2 separate regions of the Mus musculus genome follow, and region 1 is linked to region 2. The links are chromatin loops, found by intact Hi-C in ENCODE. Cell type or tissue: heart. All regions are shown on one strand. Links, peaks and the distances in the headings refer to the core of each region. The heading gives the core; the rest is flanking DNA. Region 1 overlaps Vps13d (vacuolar protein sorting 13D). Region 2 overlaps Dhrs3 (dehydrogenase/reductase (SDR family) member 3).

What was found. Peaks named below come from ENCODE experiments on the same cell type or tissue, not always from the same donor. Only the 100,000 strongest peaks of a DNase experiment are listed, where the experiment ranks them.
Region 1: a loop joins it to region 2, with 3 times the contacts of the local background. A loop is called at or near these places in 8 of 42 quality-filtered maps.

What each region holds. Positions count from the first base shown.
Region 1 is chr4:144,975,229-144,987,247 of GRCm38, reverse strand. Vps13d (vacuolar protein sorting 13D) reads left to right here. Exons shown (of 70, transcript NM_001276465.1): 68 at 3,799-3,930; 69 at 10,480-10,720; 70 at 11,980-12,019. Among named protein-coding and RNA genes, the nearest start is that of Gm36317, 18 kb to the right of the region's middle. In heart, for the core only: no CTCF peak of the experiment used is centred there; a DNase peak (open chromatin) is centred at 5,937; H3K27ac peaks cover 647 bases.
Region 2 is chr4:144,901,513-144,913,531 of GRCm38, reverse strand. All of the region lies in intron 1 of Dhrs3 (dehydrogenase/reductase (SDR family) member 3), which reads right to left. It also overlaps a transcript of Vps13d not described here. Among named protein-coding and RNA genes, the nearest start is that of Dhrs3, 14 kb to the right of the region's middle. In heart, for the core only: a CTCF peak has its summit at 6,716; DNase peaks (open chromatin) are centred at 4,591, 6,051, 6,881 and 7,381; H3K27ac peaks cover 711 bases; H3K27me3 peaks cover 2,868 bases.

The DNA of each region.
Region 1 (12,019 bases), core at 3,809-8,808, 74 kb before region 2:
TACTACATCATGGGGGAAGTACAAAATGGCTTCACCTCTTTAAAACTAGCTAAAACTCTCCTCTTCAGCAAACTTTAATATACTGGCAGAAAGTGTGCATGTATGTATGTGTGTGTATGTCCAAATCCAAAGGTCATCAACAATACAAAATGTATATTATTATTATTTGTTATTCAAATGCACAAGAATGTTTATAGCCACATCACTTATAATACCAAGACTTGGGCCAGTACTCAGATGTTCATACCATGGGGTAATAGTAAACAGATACAAGTGAATTCCAGCTGCCTAAGGGAATGGCTGAATCCTCTCAATAGACAGTGGCATCTGCAATTAGCAACATGATTAGAAATTATAGACAACACTGTCTATATGCCAGAGCATACTTTGAAGTGTGGGAAGACAGCCTAAGAAAGAACATGGGCAATAGACACAAGATTCCGACTCAGGGCTGTGCCAGAAGAGGGGGAATGGGAGCTGGATGCAGTAGACCCAAGCTGGTCAGCAGTGGGACTGTGTATTCTTTATTCAAATAAAGAAAGAGGCCAGTGACAGTGGCAGGCCCTGAAAGGAAGCCATCCTAATGCCTGGCTCACTGGGCCTGAAGATAGTGACTTAACAGCTAGCCATACAGATGACTATGAGAACAGTTCTACCACACAGTAGTTCCTTTTCCCCAGTGAAGATTACCTCATAACCTTTCTGCGAGCTCCTGGGTTTGGAAACATTTGCTTGTGTTTGGCTTTTTGTTGTTGTTGTTGTTGTTGTTGTGTTGTTGTTAACTAAGCTTGGATTCAGATTTGTTCTCACAGTGACTTTACACATCATGCCCAAGCCCTCCCTGCTCATGACCTACCAACCCGGACATGAGAACTTGAAATTTTATTTGTGTTTTAAAGAAGAAAAACTAGCTTTAGTTACTGACTCAACATTGTAGAAGAATGAGGAAGAGAACCTTTAATCTGCCTTTCACCTTTCTAAAGAATACACTCAAATCACCCGTCTGTGGGGAACCCCTCGTTTACAGAGCTCGTCCTCTCTCTGAGCTAGAGGCTGTGGGGTTTTCCTGTCTACGTCATATTGACATGAACATTAACTTGGAACATCACAGTGAGCTCTTGTAGGCCCTAGCACTAGGTACCAAATCCAGCCTATCCCTTGGTGTTTGGTAGACCACCAAGAGAGGACCGTAAAAATTGGGAGTAGTTTGCCCTCTGTGGAAAATCAGGGAGAGGGTAAGCATAACTCATGGGTATGTGGAGCCCACAACGGAGCTGCTCTACCTGCTCATTCTGGATGTATCTGTGGGGTCATAGATTGCGGACTAGAAAATAATAAATAAATTGGGAGTGGAAATAAAGTTTGAGAAAGGGCTCTAGAGGAGGCCACCTAGTCAAGGAATTACTGTCAAGGAATAAACTTTTTGGTGACATAGGGCACATTTCTTCCATTCTAAGTTGGCCTTCAGTTGGTGTGACTTCTAGAAGCTCAGGAGCAGGAGCCTGCCATCTTTCATTGGTTTGCCAGACTACCTTCATTTTCTTCAGAGAGATGCAGTGTTCACAGTCAGTTTTCCCCTCACTCCGCTGTTAAGCACTAAGGAAAGCTACTGTCTTGAAAGGAACAGGACACATGTCCACAAAGTTTCACATCTTTCCTTTGTTTCCCTAGTGGACTAGACAGAAGTACCCTAGGAAAATGAGATGATGCCCCTTAAACATCATAAAACCTCGTCTTTGCTTTGCAGCCCAGTGTAGGCCTCCACTGTTCCCCTCTCGCAAACCATTCACCATTCTGTTGCTTCTCTGCAGGCAGCCAGGCGCTGCTGAAGCCAAATGTTTTTTTCTCATGGTGTGTGCTGTTTGTGTGGAGGCAATAAATACACACATGTCTGAGTGAGGTGATATTCTCACTGATGTAGGGGGAATTGGCATGCAGGAGGCTAAGGCAGGCCAGCCAGTTCAGGGCCAGCTAGAGCTATATATAAGTTCAGGCCCCGCATGAGCTACGACATAGTAAGACCCTCACTCAAAGCAGATAAACCCAAATTTGTTAGCAGGTGTAGAGAGGTGGATATTATAGTTAGTGTGAAGTATATGTTATAGGAAAGCCCACAAATATCTGCAAGTTGGGAAGTGGGGTGAAAGGATAATCAAACCTTGTGTTGAAAGGAGGTAGGAAAGTGACCTCACCATCTCCCTTTAGAAGGGATGTCTGGTCTTCTACTTGCTATCCAGTGGCACTTCCAGAGTTTCTTAGGCAAAAGAACTATGGGAATGCTTGGGGAAGACATGTTATTGATCCGTCTAGACAGTGAAATGACAGCAGTTGTTTCACCAGGCCAGGAAACTAAAACACGCTATCTGGAAAAGTGCACCCAGCACCTTCCTGCGGACACCTTGTATATGGTGACCTGCTAGCATCCAAAGCTGAGCAGTTATAAAGTTCCTCTACAGTGGACCCATAGTGTCTGCCAACATCACCATCCCTGCTTTCAGGGAGAACTCAGGGGTCGGCACATTAGTAAGCCTAAACCTTGAAGGAGGAATTGAGCCTAAGCATAGTGGAGTATGTAAATATGTGCTGTAAATGAAGCCAACCCATTACCTAGTCCCTCATGCAAGTCACTGTGTCTTTATATAACTCCTGGAAACACAACCAAGACTTAAGCACCCTCATACCTAAATATTTGAAAATTGTCTGGGAGTAGGAGACTCACTCTCTGGCTTCCTACGAACTGTCACATGTATATACCTCCCCCCATGGCACCTTCTGGACCCACAGCCTGGCGAACTCAGCCTGACCTGTGTCCAGAAACACTTGCAATGATCTTAGCTCTGCAGATAGCCTGTGGCAAGTTCCAGGCTTCTGCTTCCAGGATCCTACCCAGACTTGCCCTACAGAGTACCTCTTCCCGGTCGGTCTGTCTCCACTAGCACCGGTTCTAAAGTGCTGATTCAGTGCGGCTGCCTGCTCCCCTCGTTGAGGTATGTCTAGAGAGGGATGTTTTGCTTCAGTGGGTTCCAGGAACAAATAATAGAAAGTACAGCAAGTGCACAGCTAAGGACAGACCCAGTACAGGCTTATCAGTCATCTGAAGTATGTGCTGTCTTTCCAAGACAAATATGGACTCCTGTTTCTAGGAAAACACCAAAAAGTATTTATCAATTATCCTGTCTATGGTTTGTGGAAAAAGACAACAGCAGCCGACCCTGAAAGCCATAGCAAAGCAGATTCCTTTAGGCAACCAACAGCCAAGGGCATGAGTTAGAGCTGCTGCTGTGGCCTGGGACTAGCTCCTTCCCGTGGCTGCTGCATTCCTTACTCTTTACCAGGGAGACTGAGCTCACTCCATAGGAACCTGGTAACATGGTAGGTTCACACTATAGCCTAGGCCCCTGCTGTGTTCTTCCTGAACCCACGGCATGTCCCCAGAGGGCTGACCCAAAGAGACCCTTAGCCAAATGGTGTGGGCCACGGGAAGCTTGTGATAATCATCCTAAAGAGCCATGGTGATCGGTAATCTATGCTCTCCAGCAGAAGCCCAACAGATAGGTAATGACATCCTATCACACAAAAAGTGAAATGGGGAGCTAAGGAAGTTAGCACATTGAACGTCATAATAATTTAGAGCCAAAAGATCGTAAAGTCCAGTCTGAATCCACAGTGGGCATGTCATATACCACACAGTCCTGCAGCAGCTGGATTCTGTCTATTAAGCAATGCCTTTTCAAACAAGGAAGGAAAATCCTTTTAACCATGACACTTTAACCTCTTCTTGTCCATTTGCCCTTCTAGGACCCAAGCCCAGAGGGTTCGGAAACCACGTTGCTGCACTGGTCCCCAGGGGCTGCTTCCTCGATATTCTGAGAGCCAAGCAGAAGGACAGGAACAGCTCTTCAAGCTAACGGACAACATCCAGGACGAGTTGTAAGTGGGGGGCTGTAAGAAACAGCCCATTGGTCTACTGTTTTGCCTTGTCTGTCTTTGAGAAATTTCTTTATGACCCAGGAGCTTCATGCTGATACAGCCCTTGGAAGAGACTAAAGAATGACTTGTCCTAAATGTCAGATTGTAAATGACCAGTACCAGAGGGAATGGCTCTCAGCCTGCTCCAAAGCAGACCTCCCTGTGTTGTCTCTGCGGTATCAGTCTCTGTAGTCAGTTCAGAGAGGCCGGGGCATGAGATAGTCTCAGTCTTAAGGGACTTTTGTCCCTTATATATATTTTGTTTTGTTTTGTTTTGTTTTGTTTTGTTTTGTTTTGTTTTGTTTTTTGAGACAGGGTTTCTCTATATAGCTCTGGCTGTCCTGGAACTCACTTTGTAGACCAGGCTGGCATCGAACTCAGAAATCCGCCTGCCTCTGCCTCCCGAGTGCTGGGATTAAAGGCGTGCACCACCACGCCCCATATATTTTTTTTTAACTTTACTGTTTGCTAGAGAATGCTAGCAAACTGAAACTAAGAAGCAAATTATTACCCATCGAATATCCTGGAAATGCAGTTTTCTTAATTATTTTGTTGCTCTTACACATTTTCAGTTAGTGAGATTATTCTTAGCTGACATGGTAACCATGGTAGTCTCTGGTGCTATTTTGTGGAAATTCTCCGAATGTAAGGTGCTGTGTGACCTGTGCTCTCTTGACCAGGTGTGAGATGACTGAATTTGGGGCGTAGAAATGTCCTAGTGTAACTTGTATCCTCTGAGGTGAAGCGAACTAGGGAAGATTCTGGCACTGTGGGTGTTGCTGACTGGTGGAAGCGTTCAGGGGAAGATTAGCTCCTGGGGGTGGCCTTCAGTGTCATTGCTTGAGACAATACCAGAGGCCTCAATTCCCATTTCATATCTTGTTTGAATGAGAACATAGAAAACGAAGTCTAGAATTTAGGAGATAGGATATGGCATCTTCTTAGGTGTATCCTGCCATGGTATCACTGGAGTATCTCTAAATAGTGCTGTGCACTTCTTCCCTTGAGCCTATTCTGCTACCAACACATGCTGTGCACCGAGAGGCTTCAACAACAGAAACTTAGATCTTCATTTCTGAACGCTGAGAGGGCTGAGACCTTCCTATAAACTGCACTATTGATGGGATTTTGAGCCTCAGACTCAAACCTAGAGAGTCATTTCTCAGCAAAACGGAACATAATATAGACTCTACTGGAGTGTCAGCCAGTGATAGCTAGGGTGTCCCACTCACTGGAGAACCCTCTGAACCTAGAAGTGCCTGGGGTTTAAATCACTCAATAAACTCAGCTGGAGAGCTGCAGGTCAACATTTGTGTTAACACATGTCCTACTTTCCATTTCCCATGAGGACTTAGGGATACTATCAAAGGATAAGTAAGGGGTGAGAGATGTAGCTAAGCTGGTAGAATGCTTGCTTAGCATGCACAGTGCCCCAGGTTCCATGTCTAGCACTGCATAAACCAAGAGTAGTAGCATTTGCACTCAGGAGATGGAGGCAGGAGGACCACAAGTTTAAAGTCAGCCTCAGCTACCTTCCACAGTCAGCCTGGCATCCCTGTCTCAAAAAGGAGGATGGGCTAAGTAAAATTACAGATCTTTGGGTGTTAAATCTTAAATTCTTTGTTAACCCACCTCTATTTGATCCAAACCATCTCTGGTTCTTTGAAACAAGATTCATTTGTAATAGAATGATAGAAGAACAGAAAAACACTCTGGACAAATTGTATAGTCCAGGCATCGTAGAGTTGCTGCCCACATGGTACACACCCTGGAAACAGGCCAGTGAGCTAAAATCTGCAGCCAGGAAGAAATCAGCAAAATGAGTTTCATAAAACACTTGAAGTTTCATGTGATCTGGGCACAGTTACTGCCTGAATTTTAACTTTGAAGATGAGGACCTTGTATCTCCACCCACGCTGAAGGTGGAGCCTAGCCAGTGGGTGGTGAGGGAGGCATGTGACCCCAGTCTTCCTGGGCATATAGGAGAGGTCACAAGGGACCCTGGCAGACGTGGCTCGGAGTGTCCTCTGTTATCAGCCTGTACTCAGGGTCATGTGAGTGGTCTAGTCATCCCTCTGCAGGAAGGGCGTACTCAGGAAAAACTCTGGTGCCGACTTCTACCTCTGACTTTTATCCTAGATTTGTAATTAAAAACATGTTTAAGGACCTAATTATTTGCATATTCCCCTCAGAGTTAACCCGTTAAAGGAGTCTTTAATACCTTGCTCTACTGTTCTAACTAAATGTTTCCACATTTTTTTCCACTTATACTCACTGTTTCACTTCTGGAAAATATTGTGTAATTACTTCCTGATGGAGTGAAAACCCCACAAAGTCCCCAGTGCCACAGCAGCGTCAACTTTGATCTCCCACATCAAGTTGTATTTAGTTTTGTGGGGTTTTTTTCCATTTAATTAAACAGTATTAAACAGATTGTCACTGACATCCAATTTAAGGTCTGCTAAGGCTTCATAGCAGGCTCATCAGTTCTGTGCACCTCTGCTACTTCCCATTCTCCTCAGTCCTAACCCAGGATCCTGTATGGTTAACTTTTCTGAACAATGCCTAGTTTGTGGCTAGGAGTCACCCTTTAGTTGTTTGTTTGTCTTTTATAAAGTATCTACTCGTTTCGAATATTTTATCAAGTTGGCCCATTCAGATTGCAGGCACAAAGGCGATCGATCACAAGACCAGATCCTTGGGTTCTTTCACTATTTAGACAGAAAGGAATATCTAGGAGGTGTGTGTGTGTGTGTGTGTGTGTGTGGTTTGTGAGTGTATGTATGTATTTTTAATACAGAAAATATAAAGAAAAAGCAAAGGCAACCTTGTAAACTTCAGGTTTTTCTCCTTGGGTGCTTGTCTCCTAGAGGCAGGGGAGGAGGGAATTTTGAAGAAGAGGATCCAGACTAAAGTAGCATGCTAAAAATGTCACCTTTCTCTTCTAATGAAACCAACTCATTTACATGGTTAGCAAAATCAAAAAGAATTCAGGAAATGAGTAATAGTGAAATCCCCTTTGTTCCCTCCGTCCTTCCTTCCTTTGCTGGAAATGGACCCCAGGGCCTTACATGACTAGATGGTCACTGTTTCTCTCAGCCACAGCCTAGCTCCAGCTTACACTGTCTCTAAGCCGGGAGCTAACCTGTCAGAAACATTTGACACCTGCAGACTTGTATCCAGCAGTTTACTCAGCTGCGCAGATAGAAGTCAATGGCTTGCTTGAAGTTCTGAGGGCAACACAGCCCCTGGTATCCCACACCCCATGTTGTACCTATGTGCAGTGGGGTTCCTCCTAGCATCCTTTCTCTATTGTCTTCTAAATCCTTGGCCAATACATTGTTTCACTGTGTGCCAGGTCAAGTACAACTTTACAACTTTGTGGTGTTCCTCAGCAAGTCCATAGTCTAGCAAGTCAAAGAGACTTGTTTGGGAGGGGAGGGAGATAACATAGGAGATAAACTGGGAGATGTTCACTGTTATTTCCCTTGTTGCCCACTGCCTGTAACATAGACAGTTACTGTTCTAACAGAAGTCTGAGCTACTTGCCATGGGCCTCTGGTGGTTAGTTTAGAAGAGAGGGCCTCTCTTTCCTCTTCTGGAAGGCCAGAACTTACCCTAGTGCTTGTGTGTGTTTGTCATCTTCCCTCTGTCCTCACAAGACAGATGGAGTGTCCCTCCTCTGTCACCTGAGAGGCTTTCCGTCAGCCCACCTGTGGGGCAGCAGCAGTGAAAAGTGGCTATCGGTAGACTCTGGAAAGCCAAAGTCCATGTGTCAGCCATGTCTTGGCTGCTCTGTTGGCTGGAGGTGGGGTGCAGAGCCTGTAGAGAGCTGGCCTGCAGGTGGGCAGCTACAGAGAAAAGGGGGGCTGGAGGAAAATATCAGAAGAATATAGAGCCAAGAGGCCTCTGCTTTGCCCCATGTTAATTCTTCACAGTGAGTGACAAGTTTGGGATCGGGATCAGGAGATGAAGGGTCTGCCCCAAGCAGTTTGAGTGAGTCTTTGATGTGGTTTCCAGATTTGGGGTGTGTGGGAGGGTGTCAAGCAGACTGACAGCAGTGGTGGTGATGGGACCCAAAACCTTGGGTAATGGGTTGCAGAGGAAGCCTCAGGGAAAGTGGGGAAACAGCCATTGGCTATCATTGCCCAGTTTTCTCTCTTCTCCCAACCCTGGCCTTGGTTCTGATCTGCTTTTGGTTTGAAGGCATTGGGACAGTGAATGCTGTGAACAGCAGCAACCCCAGGGCATGAGCAGGGCTCCTAGGCCCAGAGTGAAGATACAGGTAGTGAGGGCTACTGTATTGCGCTTGTTCTGTCCCAACATGGATCTTCTCCGTTAACCTTAACTGAAGGAGTTGGTAGGCAGCACCATCTCCGTCAGAGATGAAGGAACTGAGTCACCAAGCTGCAAGAGTCTCAAACTTGTGGACTCTCCTTTCTAGCCTAGCCAAGATTTCCTTTACCATGCTACCTGACTTATAGAAGCACCCCTGGCTCAGAGCCACAATTCCTCCTTATTTCCTGGCCTTTGAGAGGACTTGAGCCATTTGTAGCCTCCTAGAAGGGGGTTGGGATGTATGCTCAGGTTCAGCCCCTGTGCCCTTTGGTATAAAGGCATCTTCCTGGGTGGCACCAAGGCTCCTCAGAGGAGGATGGAGCACTAATGAGAGGCTAGAGATCCAGTCTCTCCTGGGTGGTGTAATCCGTGTGTCTGCTTTCACCCTGCCTCCTGGCCTCTTTTTGAGTCTCCTTAGAGATTTCCAGACAGCCTTCATGGCCCACCTGTGCTCTAGAGCAAAGCTGTTTTTGTGTGTTCAACTCATTTTCCATTTAGTTCCAGCTGGCCCTGAGATGCTCTCTATTCTTTCTGTCTTTCCTTCTGTCTCTCCATGTCCTTTCCTCCTCCCTTCTCCTCATACAGTAACGCTGCCCCTGACTCTGAGTGTGGGGCATAAGAAGGCTGTGCTAAGCCTGCTAGATCATGGAGAGCGGCTGAGCACTTCTAATTTTGGCAGTGAGACTTTACAAGTCTACATTCTCAGCATTGCCAACCAGTTAAATGAGAACAGCAAACCCCAATTTTTGTCATGGGAGCCATAATTAAAATGACGACTGGAACAACGTGGGTTCTTAGCAAGTCCTCATGGGTGGCTGACTCCGTGGTGGGTACTCAGGAAGTCGTGTACAATGGACCACACTGGTGCTTAGAGTGCCACTGAAGCCAGAATGCTTAGCAAGAAGCAGAAAGAGTCCTCTGACAGTGCTTTGATGGGCCAAGGTGTTGAAAGGTCAGCAGCAGTCAGGAGCCAAGGTATTTGGGGAAGCTTTGAGGGCGAGGATGGTGACTCAGTGTGGGGCATAGGAAGGAGAGTGAAGGATACTCTAGAGAGGTGCAGAGGAAAGTGAGGGTCAGCCATGCTTGGGTCGGACAGGCAAGTCCCTGGCTGCCAGCAAATTGGCCCTGTCCTGCCCTCAATGACGCTACCCTTTCTGATGATTTTGTGCTCCGTGACCCTGGACTAAGACTACCCTAGACCTGGATCCATGGCAGTTCCAGATAGAGCCTTGGCTCTGAGAAAACACAATTTAAAACCCCAAGGTACACAGCCAGCCTATTGTCAGTCAGCTCTTGGTATGCTGGCCATCACTCCGTGTGTCCTTACTGTCCCTGATGGCCAGCCACACTGGGAAAAGCCAGCATAAGATACAGGCGGCCACCAAGCTAAGGTGGTCACTGGCTTTCAAGGTGACTACTCCTGGTTCAGCAGCTGAGCAGAGAGTAGTCCTGCATGAATTTCCACACCAGTCTGTGAGCTTTGCTGCAAGTACTCCAGGACTCAGGCTTCTCTCAGTTTTTCAAATCTAAGCTGTTTCTGAGTGGCCTGTAAGCTTTAGAAGTGATGACTACAGTTCTGAGAGTTCAGTGGAATCACAAGCCCCATGACCCTGGCCATACTGAACAGGGGTCAGGTGACCTCTCATCAGGGTAGTCAGAGCAAAGAAAGAAGCAAATGCTATTGTTTTCGGTCTGGCAGACTTGTCCACCTCACTATCTCTACCCCTGCTGTCTCTCCTCATGGTCTATCTGGTCTGTCATATGTCCTGTCAGCAAAGCATTGTTTCCATTTTCTCTGACTCATAAACTATCCAAAAGTTCACAGAGCACCCCACAAAGCCCATATCAAAACAGGATTTTTTTTTTTCTGTTTGAAACTCATAGCAAATATTACTTGTTAGTGTTGATGAGCACCCTACAGCAGAGAGCTATGAGCTATGAACAGCAGCTCCTAAGGCCATGTCTTTTCTAATACAAACTTACAGATGAGGAACCTGAGTCCCAGAGTAATAAAACCATGCACATGCACAGTGAGGGGTGGTAATTGGGAAGCCTGTGGAAACCTAGGCCTCAGACCCTAGACCTGAGCAGGCCCCTGCCCTTAGAGTATCGAGGGACGGCCTGGCCCTGACATGGAGCAGCTCGGTATCCAGAATTCTCTCTCCCATGCAGCTTCATAGCCGTGGAGAACATTGATAGCTACTGCGTGCTCATCTCCTCTAAAGCTGTGTACTTTCTGAAGAGCGGGGACTACGTAGACCGAGAGGCCATTTTCCTCGAGGTCAAATATGATGACCTCTACCACTGTCTTGTCTCCAAAGACCATGGGAAGGTGTATGTGCAAGTAACTAAGAAAGCTGCAAATTCTAGCAGTGGTGTGTCCATCCCAGGTCCATCCCACCAGAAGCCAATGGTGAGTATAGCAGCTTCTTGCCACTCATGTGGACAAACCCTGCTCTACCCCTGCTTTCCTCTGAGGACTCCAATGGGAGGTTTGAACTGCACTGTCTCGATTACCTATCAACACAACACAGTGACATGATTCACAGAGTTTTCGTGTGTCCCTGAAACATGGTACTACGTGCTGGCACCCTGAGTCCAGCACAGGGCACATGCTGCACTGTTTTCCTGGTATCAGAAAAACCACGATCTTTTGATCTATGAAAAGAAGTAGTATGAAGTACATTCAATAGATATTTGTAAATAAAAATGGTATTCATCTCTGTAGGGTAGGAGGTATTATGTCAGATGCACTCAAAAGTTTCCAGCATGTACTTCCCGAACAGTGCTGTTAGAGACAGAGGGGCCAGGGCAAGTGATTCCTTCAGGCCACATAGCTTGGGCTCAGACCTCAGACTGTGGCACAAGCTAGGGCTCAGACCTCATTGACCTATCTGACCCCATCACTTGTGTCTAGTCCAAAGATCTTGCTCTGCTGAGCTGGCCCTTCTACCACACTACTTCTGCACTACTTCTGAGCCCACAGCAGAGCAATTGTGAGGAAGCAGCTCCATCTCTAGTCACAGCTGCAGGCATTGGTCCTGCTGCTGCTGCATCCCCACAGCTTTGTCCTTTTGACTGACTGTGTTCATCTTGGCTCTTCCTATAGACCAGAAAAGAGCCATGTTGCCTGGATTTCTCCCCAGGAGCACTTCCACCTTCTCTAGTCTCTCAGGGATGAACTGGAATGGGTTTGAGCTTGTCAGCCCCTCCTGGGGTCAGTGACTTAAGTCAGAGAGTTGGGTGGCTGCAAGTTAATGACCCAAAGTGTGCATTTTCCACCAGCTGTGCCTATCCACCCCGGCTCCCCTTTCAAGGCAGGCTAGCAGTGAAGCACTCTGGGTAAGAAAGCCTTTAGGCACATACTTGCTGATTCTTTACGTGCTCAGCCACCAGCAAGCTTTGAACTTGAATAAGGGGTTTAGTCAATTGTCCTGCCTTACCCCTGAATGGAAGCTCATCAGTTATGGGTAGTGAAAGGCTGCCTGCAGTAACCTGAGACATAAACTAAAAGCTTGGATCAGAGTGAACCAGTCACAGGTCCCTGAGAATCTCTTTATCTTGGATGTTAGATGGGAACTTCTTTGGGGTGGCTGTCCTCTGCCCATGCCCTGTGGTTGTGCTTGGCTGCCTAACCTCAGGGCAATGTGTTCATTCTTGTCTTCTCCGTAGGTGCATGTGAAATCTGAGGTCCTTGCTGTCAAGTTATCAC
Region 2 (12,019 bases), core at 4,072-9,071:
TTGGGCAGGTCAGGGAACTCATGGTCCATGAACCCTGGGGCTTAGGGTCAAACTGATGATGTTGGCCTTGTAGACAGAAGGAAAATGCCAAGCAGAGACACCAAGCATGGTAGGCAGGGCAGCAGACTGGGTTAGAGAGCTTTGAGAGGGGTGTGGCTTCTTGCCTCCACATCCAGCACAACAGGTAGATGATAAGATAATGCTAATTAAGAGCCATGCTTAAGGCTGGGTGAGAGTGATCTTGGAAATTTCAGTCCATTGTAGTCAGAGCTAGGGTGGTCTTGAATAGTAAGGGATGGGTATAATCCTGGAGGGACTTCCTGTGGTGTCTGAGACATGGGCATGGCATACTCTATCTATCTATCTATCTATCTATCTATCTATCTATCTATCTATCTATCTATCTATCTATCTATCTATCTATCTATCTATCTATCTTGGTGGTACCAGGGATTGAACTCTGGACCCAGCCCATGCTAGGTAAATATTCTACTAGTGAGCAGCTATAATCCTCTAATCCCTCCTCTTTTAAAAAAACATTTTGAGACAAGGTTTAATGTTGACCACACTGGCCTTGAGTTGGCTCTGTAGCCCAGGCAGGCCTTGAACGTGTGACTCCCCTACATTAGCCTCTCAAGTATCTTACTTTACAGACTTGGGAACAAAGCACACTTTCAAATTTAAAGATGTCAGACACAGTAGCACATGTCTGTAATGTGAGCAATGGGAGACTGAGGCAGAAGGGTTATGAGCTTATGGGCTGCCTGTCTCAAAAACAGCTTTTACATTCCCATCTACTTTCTTTTTCTTTTCCTTATCTCCTTCCTTCCTCCGTCCCTCCCTCCCTCCCTCCCTCCCTCCCTCCCTCCCTCCCTCCCTCCCTCCCTCCCTCCCTCCCTCTCTCTCCCTCTCTCACTCTCTCTCTCTCTCTCTCTCTCTCTCTCTCTCTCTCTCTCTCTCTCTCTCTCTTTCTTTCTTTCTAGATTGGGTCTCCTGTAGTCAAGGTCGACTTTCCTACACTCCCACCTCTCCCATCCTTGTACTAGGATTACAGACATGTATCAGCATTCTGGGCTTTACGCAGTGCTGGGGAATCAAACTCAGGGCTTCATACATGCTAGGCTCAACCAACTAAGCTACATCCCAAGCATATATAAATCCCAAGGCATTTCTAAAGTGATAAAAATCCTAAGGTATTTCTCATCTCTTCAATAAAGTGGAAAGTGGCTCTGTAGTCACTCTGGCTTAAGTCCCTCTGATCTGTCATTGTGAACTTGGAGACCCTAGGTAACATCCTTTATGAGTTGGAGTTTACAGTGCCTTCTTGAAAGGACAGTGGGAGCATTGGGGGTGGGGGGTGGAGATTGGACTCATTATGAACCAGTTGGGGTTATTTTCAACAACACAACAGCCACAGAGCCCTCTTTTTGTAAAGGATTTGCCAGGCCCACAAAACTGGAGGTATTAAGGATGATGGTGGTCCATAGCACCCTGTCTTGCTTCCCTCAGACACAGGCTTGTCTGGGTCCAGAACTGTAGTGGTCTCTGTCTCATCTTTTCCCTGACTTGAAAGACATCCTTCAGTCACAGCCATGGGCCAGGCAAGCAAATACTGGAGCCCAAGTTGCCCCATCTGCAAGGTCAGCTAGCAGGACCTTGATGGGCAAATTTCTCTAGGAGGCTAGGTTCTCAGGATGGACTCTGGAAGTTCCTGGGAATTCTAGGGAGGAGCCTCTGGGGCTGTTGAGAGGGAGGAGACTTGGAAGAAATGTTTTAGGACCCTCTCTTTGCTTTCCCAGCTATCCACAGTAGTGTCACTTTAATTAAGCTTCTAGAACTATCATCTCTACAAAAACTGGTTCAAATAGTATCAGACTTGAAGCTCTAGCTTTTAACTGGCTCAGATAGAAGGCCCCTTTTCTTGTGACAAGCCCAAGGTGGTTGCCCCAGTCCTTATCCATTGCTAGCACTTTTCTGTCACGGTGGGCACAGACAAGAAGCCCCCTTCTTTCCAAATGTCAACCATTCAAAGTGATGATCGTGTGCCTGCTGAACTGCCTCCTTCCCTGAGTCTTTCTAAGAGGCTCCATGCTCACAGGAGTCAGATAGGGAGGAGTGGTCACTGCATTTAGTGCTCTGTGACCAGGAGGCAAGATTCAGAGCCTCAGATGGTCCTTCCAGCGCCAGCACGGACAGCTCTGGCTTTACAGGAGGTGTGTGTGTGTGTGTGTGTGTGTGTGTGTGTGTGTGTGTGTGTGTGTGTTTGGAGGTCAGAGAGTGACAGCAGGTGTCTTACTCAGCTGCCCTCCACCTGAGACAAAGGGCTCTCACAGAACCTGCAGCTCACTGATTCAGCAAGACTACCTGGTCAGCAAACCCCAAAGATCCTCTTGTCTCTCTTTCCCCAGGACTGGGATGACAGGCTTGTGATGCTGGGCCCAGATTTCTACATGGATGCCAGGGATCAGATCCTCACAGGAATACAGTAAGCACTTTGCTGACAAAGCCATCTTCTGAGTCCTAGGTGGTAGTATCTTTTATGAGAAGGAGCATCTGTTTGTTCATAGCAATAATATTAGTATTTATATTATAATACTAATGGCCTCAGGTTTATTTCAGGAATCCCATGGCCAAATCCCAGGACAGAAGTGGTGATGCTCATCCACAAGTCTCCGACTGCAACTTGGAGCCAAGTAGTAACTTCTTCCAAGCCAGGTGCTACTATCCTGGAGTTTGGGCCCTTCAGTGATTCACCATAATGATCAAGAGCCCTAACACATATCCCAGCAGGCTCTGGTAACTCTAGGAAAGGGTCCACAGACACTGTTACAGGAGGAAACTGAGGCACAGATGAAGAAAACAATTTACCCATATGCTATCTGATTCTCAAAACTGTGCCCTTGGCCACTGCCTGCCTGCATGAACAAAGGGATCCTGTGAGCCTGTTCATTACACAGGTATCACTAAGCAACGTGTCCGGGTATTACAGCACCCATGTGCCTGTCTGGATAGTCTCCCAGGGAAGGAGGGGCCGCATGATCCTGTATTTGTGTGACTCCTGCTCCTGCTGGCCAGGTGGTTACTAAGTAGGCAAGAGTGACAATCCTCACTGGCTGTGAGGATGCCCAAGTCCTGCAGGCTAGACCAAAGGGGCAGAAGTCATGCATTCCTATTGGTGGCAGTATAGGAAAAACAGGTGGGGGAGGGAAGCCAGGGACACCACTTCTTGGGCTCTTGCTTTGAGCATGTCCCTATCTTAGGGATCTTATATTAAATCCTCACAGCAGGAAGAACAGGAAGATATGTGACCTTGTGGGGTTATTGCAAGTTCTGACAGCCAATGTTCAAGACGGTAGCCTTATTTGCAGACATGACACAGTTAAGGCCCCCAAGGAGAAACAATCATGCATTAGGATCCATGCTGTAATACCCAGACATGTGGCTTAGTGATACCTGTGAAGTCCTCATTAGAAATAAAAGGTTTGAAGAGAGGAATCTATTGGCAGTGGGCCCCAGAACTATAATAGACTAAATCTGTATTTTTTGCCTATTTTGTTTATTTCTCCTTGAGGCAAGGTCTGTAGCTCAGGCTGGTCTTAAACTTGGCAATCCACCTGCCTCAGCTTGCGTTACCACACCTGGCTAAGACCTGTCGTTATAAGTTACTCAGCGTGTGGTTACTTCTTGCAGCTACCATAGGTGAGTCCTGTTATCTCCATTCAATAGATGAGCACAGAGACCCTGTGATATTGAGGCCAGGGAGCCTGTGGGCTCAGTCACCAGACCACTGGGTCTCATCCTCCACCCTGCCATTTGCAGATGCCTCCTCTGTCCTCCCCAAAGATGCTTTGTGGTCCTATATAGGAACTTTTCTCTAACTCTGCACGCAGCCCATCAGAATTCTTGTCATCCACCATCTGATTCTAGCCACTTTAGGTCCAGTTTCCTTCTCCCCTCCAGCAGACTGTGGCCGTGGCCCCAACTGATCCTCTCCCACCCTGCTGCTGCTTCAGGTGAAACGCAGCACAACAGCTAGAGACCCATCTAGAATCTAAGCTGGGCATCGTTACTGGGTTTCAAAACTCACTCAGTAAAATTTAGCCACAGCCATGTTTGCTATCGGCCAGCTCTCTCAGGACGTATTAGTACCCACTTGAGTAATCATTCTGCCCGGAACTTCCACCTCAATGTGGCTTTTCTCTGCCCTGTCCTTGAAGGGCACCCTATCTCCCCAAGTCTGCTCCAGTGTAAGTCAGCCCTAACACTTGACACCTGATCCAACCCCATCCCTTGTCTTGTCTTTGATACAGATGCTCCTGTCTTTCTACAGTGGCTCTCTCTTGAGATCCTAAAACTGCTACTTGCCAAGGGGGCAGTGTTTGCCCTTGCTCAAAAACCAAGTGAGTCCTGACTGGGGTTTTCCTACTCCTACCAACAAGCCCTGGCCTGATTCTTATACTGGTTCTGAGTCAGCTGCTCTCTCTAGCTAGAAGAACAAGGGCCTTTGCTTCTTTCTACAAATACCAGTAACCACCACAGACAGCAAAGGAGAAGCCACAAGGGTGGAGACACACAGGCTGCAGTTCCTGGCTGAAGCCCTGTGACCTCTGCCCCAGTTCCTCCACTTGGGCCTTGTGGAGCAGAAGGCCAGGGGATCTTGTGGGTAGGAGCTGAAGAGAGAGTGGGAGACATTATTTGCCCACTCCTGGCATGTTACACCATGACAATATGACATCCCAGCCAAGTGGGATTTGAACCCAGGTAGTTATAGCATGGATAGAGCAGGGGTTCAATTTATCCCATTCTTGTGGTCAGTCTGCATATGGGTGTGTGTGTTGGGGGGGAGGTTGGGGAAAGATAACACAAGATGCAATTGACTGTATAGGCTAGTGAGATGGCTCAGTGGGTCTTAATGTGCTTGCCTGGTAAGAATGAATACCAGATTTTGGATTCTTAAGGCCACACTGTAGCCCACCTATAACCCCAGCACAGGAGTCCATAGAGACTAGGCTAGATAGCAAGATCAAGGTTTAGTGAGAGACCCTACTTCAACACAAAACCTGAAGAGTGACTGAGGAAGACATTCAACTTCAACCTTGGGCTTTCATATGCACACACTAGCATACACACACACACACACACACACCATCACACATGCATGCACATACATTCCCCTCTAAACAAAACTCTTGCTGACCATGCCAAGTAGGGGTGGCTGCAAGTATCCCAAGAGGAACAGAGAGCTTCAAAGGGGAAGATGGCAGGTGGAAGTGTTACTAAAGGGGGCAGGCTGCTGGAAATAAGGTAACATTTCAGCAGAGACCTGAGGGGTGTGAAGAAGGGAGCCATACAGATGTCTTGGAGAAAGAGGCAGATAGAGCAGCCAATGGATGCACAGGTCTCCCAGCAGGAAGGAGCTCTGGGTGATGATGATATGTGATAGCAACCAGAAGGAGGTCAATGTATCAGAGACAGACAGTGGATACCAGCCCCAGTGGGCACTGAATTCTACTTTGAGTGTGATAGTGGGGGTATTGGTGGTGTTGGTATTATGAGCAGAGATAGAACAGTTTCTGGTTTGGATGTTGGAACCAGTTTTGAGTCTTGGAAGGGGAATTTAGGATCCGGGTGGGATAGGACTAGTTAGGAGGTGTGGTATGCTCAGAAGTGTCTGGGAGGGGTAATGGGAGAGGAGACTGCTAGGAGGCTTACAGGGTTGGCTGTGGGCTGTTACAAGAGGGACCAGGCTCACAAAGTGCTGAGGAGAAGTTGCAAAAAGAAAGCTGCCATCCTGAGCTCCATTCCTCCTGCACCAGGGAAAGTGGGCTTTGCTGAGTCTGGGTATCTGAGAAGAGAGAGGCTTTGTAAGATCTCAGGCTGCTTCAGTTTCTGACAGCATGCCATTGGTGAAGCAGAGGGAAGGGCAGTGCCAGGCCAGCTACCACCTAGGCTGTAAACACAGTTTCCAATAACAGAGTGGCCCCTGTCCCTGGCGCCTAACAGTTACCACACTGCTGCCTTAGAACTGTGTGCTCCACGCAGAAGGAGCAAGGCTGGCCAGCAGGCTCACATGACGGAGGCAGTGGCCAGGCACAGCACTCAGAGGGCTGGCAGGAGGCTCCAAGAAGTCTTTCTGCAAGTGGAGGTGGGGTAGGGTAGGGGGTTGTTGGTGAAAGTTGGGCAGATGCAGGAGGGTGGGGGGCTGGACTGCAGTGGGTAGGGACTGGTTGGTGGGGGGGAGGGATTAGGGTTCCAGGCTGAGGGGAGGAGGATGGATGCAGTAGGTTAGTAGAGGTCTGGGGTTGGAATCCAAAGTGCAGGCAGAGGTGAGGTGGAAGATAAGTGCAGGAGTGAGGAGTAGGAGGCTGGTGTTTGGGTCCTGAATACTACGAGTAGGGACAAAGTAAAGGATGTATATGGGGATGGAGTTAGGATCTTGGGTGCAAGTAGGGGGTTGTAGAGGAATAAGAGGACTGGGGGTTAGGTTCTGAGTGAAGATAGAGGAGGGGTGGGGGTGAGTAGTGGACTGAGTGGGGTATCTGGGGCAGATGGGAAGGAGCAGGGAGACAGGAAATGGGTGCTGGCTCAGATAACAAGGGATTGGTTGAAGATAGAATCTGGCCAGTCAGACCTCAGGCTCTTCCTCCATGACCAGACTGGCAGTAAACAAATATCCTGATGTCATGGGTGCTGCTGACTGGTGGCCAGACCCAGAGCTGCAAATGGAGTACACAGTACCAGCAGCCCCAGGCCATGCAGTCTGTTGGAGACATGCAGGCTTGATCTAGCCATATGTCTACTCCCTTGCTCCTCAGTGAGGGCAGTCCAGCTGCACATGCTGACAGGATACTGCAAAAGCCACCAGACATTGCAACACGCAGCCAGTCTGCTGGCCGCTGGGTGAACTGTGCGCCACCCCACCACCCCCAGCCACAGGCACCCGCCCAGCTGGAGGGCTTGCCTCTTCTGGAGCATCTCTGAGACTGGCAGATTCTACTATCTGCAGTCAGCCTCCCTTGTAGTAGGGACTGGAGGGGGATCCTGAACTTGCACCTCCCTCAAGGGACCGCCAAGCTCAGAGGCAGGGCCTTAGGTCAGCTCTGGTCTTCATCCAGTGGGTTGGAAAGTGTCTACTGTGGCTCCCAGTGTCTGCAGTGGCTCTGGACTTTATGGAAAGTTCATGGAAAAGGGATTAATATTCTCCAGGTATAACAATATGTCACATTGGATGACAGCTGCTGTTCCCAGCCAGACTGTCTAGTCCAAAGGTCTCCCTGGCTCCAACATCTTGGCCATGCTACCCTTTGGGTAGGAAGCGGCCTTGTCAGGGCTCCCAGGAATATACTCAGGAGTGGACTTGCTTTGTGGCTGGATGAGTCACTTGGGGTCTCTGGGCTCCGTCATTTCCAGCTGGCTTCCTTGGGCTGGGGAAGGTTAAAAGTGCAAGAAAATGCTTTTGGAGCACGAAGGCTGATGAGCAGCCAGAGATACTGGCTCTGCCTGAGGACAACCCAGAGCCACAGAAAGCCCAGGGAATTTGCTGTCCCCAGTGGCCCTCAATCATTTACAAGGGGAAGCTGGGGCTTCAGCCTTTAGAGATAAGTGGTTCTCTGGGCCTCAGGAACCTTTACACTGATTTCCTTAGTGGGTCCTGGAACTCACACTTACCCTACTTTGTCGAGGGCAGAGAGCCTTGAAGTGATACCACATCCCTGTGTGTGTGAGTTAGGATGGGGAACAGAGGTTGACATTGCGATGTTTTCTATGGCTCCCTACCTTATTTTCTGACATAAAGTCTTTTCACTAAACATGGGTGTTACAGTTCTGACTAGGCTGCCAGGCCATCAGGATCCCGGGCTCCACTTGTCTCCGCTCCCCAGTAGTAGGGTTGCAGATGTGCATCGATAGCTTTTACATGGGTGTCAAGATGCAAGGTCTTCAATGCTTGCACAGCAAGCATTTCATCCACCAAGCCATCCCTCAGTCCCTCGACTCCGATAACTATCACCCCTGAAATGTGGCTTAGCACAGTCTTCTCTGTTGACTGATTTGGTCTTTACATTCCTCCCTTTACACCGGCCAGCTTTATTATCTTTGTAATGCCTGGTCATTATGTGAAATGACAATAGTTAGGGTGTGTTCCTCCTTCCCCCCTTCCCCCACCCTGGTAAGGAATTCAGGCATTCTGGGTAATTGGGTATCTGGTGAGCATGTGAGTGATGAATGACATCATGTTGCCATTTTTGTCAGCAATGATAATGCTACTGATTACCATTAGGACCAGCCACAGGATGACAAGGCCTCTCGCTGCTCAAGCAACCATAAAAAAACGTAATCACAGAGACCTTAAAGAGGGAAACCAAGTGGAGGACATAGTGCGGTCGTCTGGTTACAACAGCACTAACATCAGCAACACTCAACACTACTGGGAAGCCATGAGCCTTCTTCTGCCTGTCCTGGGTGGCAGGCAACATAGATCTGCCATTCAAAACCTACGATGTGCTAGGGAGAGGGCTCAAAGAATACGAGCACATATACACATAAAATACTTTTTAAAGATTTATTTATTTTTCTTTTATGTTTTATATATGAAATATTTGCTTGCATATAGGTGCACGTGCAGAATATATACCATGTGCATGTCCTGTGCCAGAAGAGCCTAGAAGAGGGCATCTGATCTCCTGGAACTGGCAACAGACACTTGTGAGACATCATGTGGGTGCTACGAACTGAACCTGGGTCCTCTGCAAGAGCAACAAGCATTTTTAACCACTGAGCCTTCCATCTTATTCTCTCAAAGAAATTATTGTATGTATATATGCATGGTGTATGTGTTTTGGGGCATGTATGCTGTGGCATATGTGTGGAGGCCAGAGGACATCTTTGTAGAATTTGTTGATTCCTTCCAACTTTACACGAATTCTGGGGATTAAACTCAGGTCACCAGGGTTATGCAACAACAGTCTTTATCTGTTGGGTATCTTGCTGGTTCTGACCTGTTTTAGATATGGGCACTGAGGCCTGAGAAGCATGACTATCAAGAGTACAGCCAGGAACTCATTGGATAGCCCTGGCCCTGGCCGTTGGCACCTCCAGAAGTGAGAATTCAGCTACAGTTTAGAAAGATGAACTTCCTCTATTCCATTCCTCCTCCACTCCTCTGTGTGGTGTACTTTCAAGGTCACACAACACACAACATGCCCAGCAACACACCAGGGATAATGGTTCCCAGGGAGACTTAGCTTATAAAGCACTTTATTGCCACACCTCCAAAGGAACTCAGAGGGCTCGTGAAGGTTGTTTGCTAGAGGCAAATTTACTTTCTGAGAGGACACAGGTCACATGCCGTGTAGCTGACCTCCCAGTTGACTGCTAGTGGGCTGATATGCAGGGCTGGAGAATGCAAGAGGAAGTGGAGCAACACAACAGGAAGTGCTTGGATCAGCACATCCTGCAGGGAACAGGATAGTGGGAGTGCAGCTGTGGGCCATCAGGAAGGGCAGGGCTTTCCTGGGGACCATCCCTATACAAGTAGCCACCGGAGACACCCCATTCCTCCACTCTCAGAGAGTGCTTATTAAAGGTCAGACTCCTCTCACCTTCGTCTAACCTGTTGTCACACATTTCCGTGGAAAGTTTTCTAGAGCTCCCCAAGTGCTCTCCCAATCAAGTCCAAATTCCATCTGTAGCTACCAGCTCAGCGGTTCAGCCCTGGCTTGTTCTTCACATCTCTTGGACACTCTACTCTGGTCAGTCCATCATCACCCATCTGTTCTCTACTAGTTATGCTTCCTTTCGCCAGGGGCAACATCTATGTCATCCTTACATCTTACTTGGACCCTGGCGGAACATGCTCAGGATGAGGGAAGTATCTTCTTAATAGCGGAGTCAAAGATGGTGGCAACCTCCCTGCAACTACCTGTCCATCAGAATTCCCATCCTGCTAGGCTTTTGCTCTCACACTAAGGTGTCACATAGGCAGCAGAGGTCTGGCCCTTTGCTATAGAGTTGGGCAATTCCCATAAGGTCCCTGTGTAGAATTCCAGATGCCCTTCCCTTCCACAGTCTATGCTTGTGGAGAATCTTCAGGGAGACCAGAATGTCCTCTCCTGTGTCTCAGCAGGACAGTTAACACCCATTTGTGTTTTGCTCTCCAAGGGAGAACCCCCTCCCCCACCCCCATGAGTGAGTCTATAGCCACTGTTCTACTGCCTGCTGGGACTGTGAAATCTTCCACCCCCAAACACTCTGTGTGTGGCTTCTGTAACAGGCACCTGATAGAGAGCCTGAGCATTAGGCAGCTCTCCCAAAATCTCTGGGTGTCTGGGCTAAGCATGCCCGTTTCATAGATAAGAACACCAAGGCCTATACAAAGAGAGGGGGGTAACTTACAGGAAACCAGCCCCAAAGGTGTCATCTTGGATCCCCCAAACTATGTACATGCTACTTTACATGGGAAAGGGGGTGAAAGGCCCAGGGAACTGAATGAGCTGACCCCTTTGTTTGTTTTGGGTGTGTGTGTGTGTGTGTGTGTGTGTGTCTTGGATTATTCAAGCTAGCACACACAGTCACAGGGTGCCTTAAATGCAAGCAAGGAGGGGTGGAGAGACAGTATCATGGTCAAGAGCTCAAACTACTCTTGCAAAAGACCTAAGTTCATTTTGTAGCACCCACATGGTGGCTCACAACCACCTGTAATTCCAGCTCCAGGGGATCTGATGCGCTATTTTTGCCTCCCTGTGTACTGCCTTCAAATGCACCTATCCCTTGCTTCAGATACACATAGTTTAAAAGGATGTTATAAGAAGCAGGCAACGGAAAGGCTGGGGCTACAGAGGTGGCAGTGTGCCTGCTCAGCATGTATGATGTGTGGGATTCTGTGTTCTGGCTCCTGCTGAATGGATGAGGGAGACAGAAGAGTCTGATGTGGTTCCAGGTAGGGGTGGAAGACAGAGATACATTTAAGGACTCTGGAATAGAGAAGAGCCTGAACAAGGGTCATAACCAAGAACTGTGGTGGGGGGAGAGTTGAGGGGAGCTTGGAAGGGGAAGGAAGCAGCTTCCAGAAGGAACACAGTCTTGACACCTTACAGTTAGTCCAGTTGAATCCTAAGCCGGGCTTCTGACCTCTGGAACCCTTTCTGAGACAGTGTGCACTATTCTGAAAGCCCTGAGTTTGTGAGCACCAGAAGCATGACCATGGAAACTCAAATAGAAAGCATGGTCCATATCACACCCCTACCCCCCAAAAATCATGGTCCATACCCCTCTCCCCAACCAGGACCAACGGCATAGCAACCCATGGTAACCTATCAGCATTAGTTCAAAGGACACAAATTGCTTTTGCCTTACAGTCTATGGCCTGTAGCCTCACCATTGTGGCCAATGCTTACTGATCACTCACTCTGTGCTCTGAACTTTGCACAAATTATCTTACTTAATTCCATTTGGCAGAGAAGGAAAGTGAATGTCAGAGAGGTTTAGCAATTTGCCAGGGGCAACTCGGTGAGCAAACGGAAGAGTCAACCTGTGAACCTTGCTGTTCTTGACTCCTGAGCTCAAAATCTGAATTGCTTCATTACACTTGTTCCTTGAGAAGCACACATGCACAATGGTTGTGCCAGAGCCAAGGAGGTGCAAACCCCCAGGAGAACACAGTCTCCAGCCCACGCAGAACCTATGCTTTGCCAACCATAAGCTGACCCCACCCCATTGAGTGTTCACAGGGAACACTGATAGGCAGGACAGATTGCTAGGTCTTTGCTAGCTGAGGGCGTGGGAGGTGGGGCCTAGGGTGGATGGGGCCCCACGTGGGTGTGTCTGGCAGCACCATTTGCCCACATGAAGGTGAAGTTGCCCTCTGTAGTCATACTGGCCCTACCCACATGGTGACCTTCATTGTGGCTGTGACTGGTGACAGGCTGTAGGGCTCTGTGTGCTAGATAGCAGGAGCTGCAAGAAAATGGGGTGGAGGGTGGGGGGACTGGGAGTGCAGTGGTGAGGTGGGAGGGGAGCTGGC